Linked DNA regions of Homo sapiens: region 1 is linked to region 2. A link is an interaction called in ENCODE POLR2A ChIA-PET data of the cell type or tissue named here. Cell type or tissue: PC-9. All regions are shown on one strand. Links, peaks and the distances in the headings refer to the core of each region. The heading gives the core; the rest is flanking DNA. Region 1 has its middle 94 kb from the start of XPO1. Region 2 overlaps USP34 (ubiquitin specific peptidase 34).

Evidence for each region. Peaks named below come from ENCODE experiments on the same cell type or tissue, not always from the same donor. Only the 100,000 strongest peaks of a DNase experiment are listed, where the experiment ranks them.
Region 1: POLR2A ChIA-PET joins it to region 2 with 11 read pairs; 3 of 35 experiments call an interaction of 5 or more read pairs at or near these places.

The regions. Positions count from the first base shown.
Region 1 is chr2:61,631,189-61,634,113 of GRCh38, reverse strand. No RefSeq gene overlaps it. Among named protein-coding and RNA genes, the nearest start is that of XPO1, 94 kb to the right of the region's middle. In PC-9, for the core only: a CTCF peak has its summit at 662 (motif pointing right); no DNase peak of the experiment used is centred there.
Region 2 is chr2:61,217,302-61,220,226 of GRCh38, reverse strand. The region is part of intron 67 of USP34 (ubiquitin specific peptidase 34); the gene reads left to right. Among named protein-coding and RNA genes, the nearest start is that of C2orf74-AS1, 40 kb to the right of the region's middle. In PC-9, for the core only: no CTCF peak of the experiment used is centred there; DNase peaks (open chromatin) are centred at 1,256 and 1,566; H3K27ac peaks cover 1,663 bases.

The DNA of each region.
Region 1 (2,925 bases), core at 114-2,613, 410 kb before region 2:
CTTTTATAATTAAAAAAAAAATGTTACCCTCACGCAAAATTCAATTTGGAGAGTTCTAGCAGCACATCGATTTGCTCCTCATTAGTCTCCTATAGTACTCTGAGGCATATATATGAATTAATCGGGAAACATCAATCATGGGTTACCTAAAACATTCTTCCAACCTGACTATGTACTAGAAGGAGGCAGGTAGGAATAGAGGGATGGCAGATGGCAAAGGGGACACAAAACAGTTGCAATGACTTTGTTACCTTTGTTAGTTTTTTCTTGGAGGAAGAGTCATTTAATGAATTTCTAGCTAAATGAGCTATTTTACATTTGTAGAGATGACAAACTTCACTATTCAGCAGGATCATGTACCTTCTTTGATATTCATAAAGGCTTTGAAGTCCAAAATACACACTGTTTAGCAATCTTAGTCTATACTACAGAATAATTGCTCTCCCCTAAATAATATATAAATATCTTTTTAAATTAGTCTTGGACGGGGAAATTTTAAAAATAGATGGTATGGGTCAGAATCAAGTTCTGTAACTCAGTACCTTCCTTATAAAACATTTATGGGTTTGATTGAAGGATTATTCTAGACACATTTGTGTATAGCATAAATACAAGTTAAATGTAAAAAAAATTAATAATGAAAAAGTGAGACCTAAGAAGACCAGCAGATGGCATAAATAATTTATTTAATCAAAACTGCCAATATGTATATTGTAAAAGATACTTTCCCTGAAGTTTCTCCGATGAAATCTTTTGAATATTTAGGCCAAAATTCCCAATTAAAGCATCATTAAAGAAGACTTAGTTATAAGCACAAAAATTAAAATTGCAGGAGATTGATCTCATGGATGACAACCCAAGGCTAGATTGTAAACTATATGCCTAGAAACCCAAAAGACAAGGTGTAATGAGAGACAGCTAATCTAGACGCTCCACCCAGCACACTTCCACGAGCATCTCTGACATGGGAGATGTGCATGATATCAGAGATTTAGGAACAATGTCCTCAAAACTATGTGGGTGTGTACCTGCTCCAGTAATTTCCTCCTAAGAGCAACATGAAACCGCCTCTCTCTTCAAATATAACTGGAATGTTCATCTCAACATTTAATCTTTCCTGGACTAAGGCTCCAAGATGCTAAGTCAGCAGTCCCCAACCTTTTTGGCACCAGGGACAGATTTCGTGGAAGACAATTTTTCCTGGATGGGGTGGGAAGTGGTTTCGGTATGAAACTATTCTCACGCATTAAATTCTTAAAAGGAATGCACAGAGATCCCTCGCATGCACAGTTCACAATAGGGTTAGCGGTCCTATGAGAATCGAATGCCATGCTGACCTGACAGGAAGAGGAGCTCAGGCGGTAATGCTTACTTGCCCAGCACTTGCCCACCTCTCACCTCCTGCTGTGCAGCCGGTTCCTAACAGGCTACTCACGGGTACCGGTCTGCAGTGGTGGTTGGGGACCCCTGAAGTAAGTGATCAAATACCTGTTGGCTGCCCTGGATCTGAAACAGGATATTTTCCCCATTCTCCACCATCTGATTAAAGGGACAGCAGGAAACATTTGTCCTCCCTTGCTTTTGTACGGCCTCTTACGAAGACGGCTCCCATCAGGAAGAGGCGTGGTGCCAAAGTCTGTTGTGGCATGGCCTTGAATTCCACTGCAAGAGACTTTTCTCAAGGGTAGTCATGCAGATTCTTTTGCTGTTGTTTTTCTTTTGAGACAGGGTCTCGCTCTGTTGCCCAGGCTGGAATACAGTGGTGTGATTAGAGCTCACTGCAGCCTCAAACTCCTGAGCTCAAGCAACCCTTCCACCTTAGCCTTCCAAGTAGCTAGGACTACAAGCACATTTCACCATGTGAATTATTAAAAAATTAGTGGGGCGAATTTTTTGTAGAGACAGAGTCTCACTATCTTGCCCAGGCTGGTCTCCAACTCCTGGACTCAAGCCATCCTCCTACCTCGGCCTCCCAAAGTGCTGGGATTACAGACATGAGCCACTGCACCTGGCCTCATGGAGGTTCTTGACTATCAGTGACATGTAGTGCAGAGGCAGAAGTCTGTGAAGCCAAACATTTCATCTAACACCTCTAGAGCAGTGGTTCCTATCTTAGGACCCTCAGAAGGAGGGTCAGGGCCACAGACTTATCATCCTGAATTAGAATCCAGACATGTGCAAGGTCTAGAACAAACTTCACCAGACTATTAATAATGCTTTTTCCAGAAGGTGAGCTTATAGGAGATTATCTATTTTATGCTCACTATTACATCTCTAGGGCTTAGTCCAGGGTCTTATAGGTAGTAGGTGCTAAATAAATAGTTACTGAATGAATGAATACTTTTCTATAATGTTTAAATTTTTTTAATGAACATTATTACTTTTGAAATCATAAAGATCTGGAATTCTCATACTCAAAAAGGTAAAGAATCACTCTTGTATAGAGTTTTTTCCCACTGGATGAAAACCTAATTATTTTTTCTTCCATGGTCTTTATTTGAATGAATTTAATTTTGAGTGCAAGTATTACTCAATATATGTAAGTCTGACAAAACCTACCTAACTTAAAGAGTGTGTAAAGCAGATAACTGATTCAATGTTATGAATCACCAATGCCTGGACTGGACATGATGGCTCACACCTGTAATCCCAGCACTTTTTGAGGCCCAGGTGGGAGAATCTCTTGAGCCCAAGTGTTCAAGACCAGCCTGAGCAACATGGAGAAAACCCTGTCTCTACAAAAAAACAGAAGAGTTAGCCAGGCGTGGTGGTGCACGCCTGTAGTCACAGCTATTCCCGAGACTGAAGCAGGAGGATCACTTGAGCCTGGGAGGTGGAGGATGCAGTGAATGAGCCGTGATCCTGCCACTGCACTCCAGCCTAGGCAACAGAGCAAGACCTTGTCTCAAAAAATATATATCAAAG
Region 2 (2,925 bases), core at 180-2,679:
TGCCCATTGTTGTATACTACGAAATTCTTGGAGATGTTATTTCCTTTTTTTTTTTTTTTTTTTTTTTTTTTTTTTAGGATAGGAAACCATGTTATTTCTTGGGTAACATCATCACTACTATCATTTTTGTTTCCTTGCTTGATAAGAGTGATAAGGCATGATCAGCAGTAATGAAGGGAATAAAAAGGTTTGAAAATCCTGTCTTAAAAGTAACTTTTGAGAAGGTTAAGGATAAAATGGTAATAAAGACATAAGCTGAGAGAAAATATTGGCTGAAATTATGAGTTATATAAACACTTTAAGTTGTACACAAGCCAGTAAAAAAGATCTTAGACAGGTAGACACATATCAAAAATATTTCACAAAATAGAAAGTTGCTTGGAAATAAACATAGAAAATGTTATTTTGATAGTTCAAAAAAATGAAAATTTAATTTTTAAATTTCTTATTATAAACATTTTCTATCTATTTGCTGAGAAGGCCCTACAGTCATTGATACTTAAGTAGCAATAAACATGTCTGGTATCCAGATGTTGAATTTTTTTTTTTTTTTTTTGAGACAGAGTCTCACTCTGTTGCTCAGGCTGGAGTGCAGTGGTGCAGTCTCAGCACACTGCAACCTCTGCCTGTTGAATTCAACTGATTCTTTCACCTCAGCCTCCTGAGTAGCTCAGATAACAGGTGCACGCCACCACACTCAGCTAATTTTTGTATTTTTAGTAGAGACAGGGTTTTACCGTGTTGACCAGGCTGGTCTTGATCTCCTGACCTCAAGTGATCCGCCCACCTCTGCCTCCCAAAGTGTTGGGATTACAGGTGTGAGCCACCGCACCTGGCCCAGATGTTGGATTCAGAACACCATTCTCCAGTAAAAGAATTCATGGCTCCTAGGAGAAATCACTGATTTTAGGGCTGGGACAGGGAATATACAAGATGTGTGTGGAATATCCTATAGTGTCAGAAAGTGAAAGTACTCAAAAATCAAAATGGTGGGTGTATGTCAGAGAAACACAGAGCTAACCTGAAAGAACTCCCAATGGCCAAAGCCAGAACAGTTTGAGTAACAAAATAACATAGCACTGGATTATAACCCCAAGGATAAAATAAATATTCATGAGTCCATACTTAGTAGAAATAAATGATTGAATAAATAAATGGAGAGTAAACAAATCTCCCATACAAAAGAATTCCATATAATATATGTACACATCTCCCCAGGAGGTGGAGCTTAATTCCTCACTCATTGAGTATGAGCTTAGTGACTTTCTTCCAAGGAATGGGGTGTGGAGGAAGTAACTTTACAGTGAAGAAACTTTACAGTACAACTCAGCCGGGTGATAAAGGTTAATTAACATCATTGGTAATCAATGAGGTTGATAGTGTGTACCCTTGATATGGCGTGATGGCAAAGGGCACTTCATCTCTTGTGGTCTTCCTTCCAAAAACCTATAACCTGAATCTAACCATGACACACATCAGACAAACTCAGATTGAGGGACATTCTATGAAATACCCGACCAGTATTCCTTGAAACTGTAAAGGTCATTAGAAACAAGGAAAATCTAAGAAACTGTCACAGCCAAGAGGAAGTTAAGAAGACATAATGACTAGCTGTAATGTATACTAGATGGGATCCTGGAAGGAAAAAAAAGGACATTAGGGCAAAACAAGTGAAATCTAAAGTGGAGAGTTTGGTTAGTAGTAATGTACCTGTGTTGCTTCCTTAGTCACAACAAATGTACCATCATAATAGTGTTAACTGTGGGGGAAACTAGGTGAGGGAGGTGTATTGAAATTGTTCTGCTTATTCTAAAATAAAAGGTTTATTTGTGAGAAGCACCTTTCAGTGGCGTGAACACATGGATTGGCATGGGCACTCTGCCCATGGGCCTTTTTTTTTTTTTTTTTTTCCTGGAAGTTTAGTTAACCCCACCATAATAGGATCTTTGTAAGAGCACACAGCCAAGAGCTATGTGAGAGCTGTGCGCTCTTAACAAAGAGATGTGTGCCAGTTGGCATTCATGTCTTGACCCCTGACCGTAAAACCAACAAAAAAAAAAAACTATGCTGAACCCCCAAAAAGGTTTTTCAGCCAGCTATTATGCCTAATACTGATGACAGTGCTGAGGAAATGGCATTCTTGTACATTGCAGTGGCATTGTTTAATATTATTCTTATGAAAGGCAGTTTAACAGATCTTTACCAAGATTCTTAAAAATTATATATCCTTTTATTTATTTATTTTTATTTTCTTATTTATTTATTTTCTTTCGAGATGGAGTCTTGCTCTGTGGCCCAGGCTGGAGTGTAGTGGCGTGATCTCGGCTCACTGCAACCTCCGCCTCCCGGGTTCAAGCAGTTCTCCTGTCTCAGCCTCCTGAGTAGCTGGGATTACAGGCACCCACCACCATGCCTGGCTAATTTTTTTGTATTTTTAGTAGAGACGGGGTTTCACCGTATTGGTCAGGCTGGTCTCAAACTCCTGACCTCGTGATCCACCCACCTCGGCCTCCCAAAGTGCTGGATTATAGGCGTGAGCCACTGTGCCCTGCTGGTTTGCCCTTTTAATGTCAGTAATACTGTTTTAGCGATTCTAGTGTAAGTATATGGATGCCCAACAGCATGATTTTTAGTAGTGAAAAATTTTAAACTCTTCAGTTGGGAAACATTGTTATAATGCATCATGTTAAAATTACAGTAGTGAAGACTATGTAGTAATATGAAAAAGTGCTTTTGCTGTAACTTGATAAGAGTCCAAATATTTGAATAGAATTAGTATAACTTAGAATAAGAATTAAAATAACATGTATAAAAGAAAAGCTTCATAGGAATACTCCTAAATACAACAAAATAAATGAGAACTTTTAATATAGAGAAAAGAAAAATTGAGACATTAGTGTCTTAGAGTTGCCATATAGACATGGA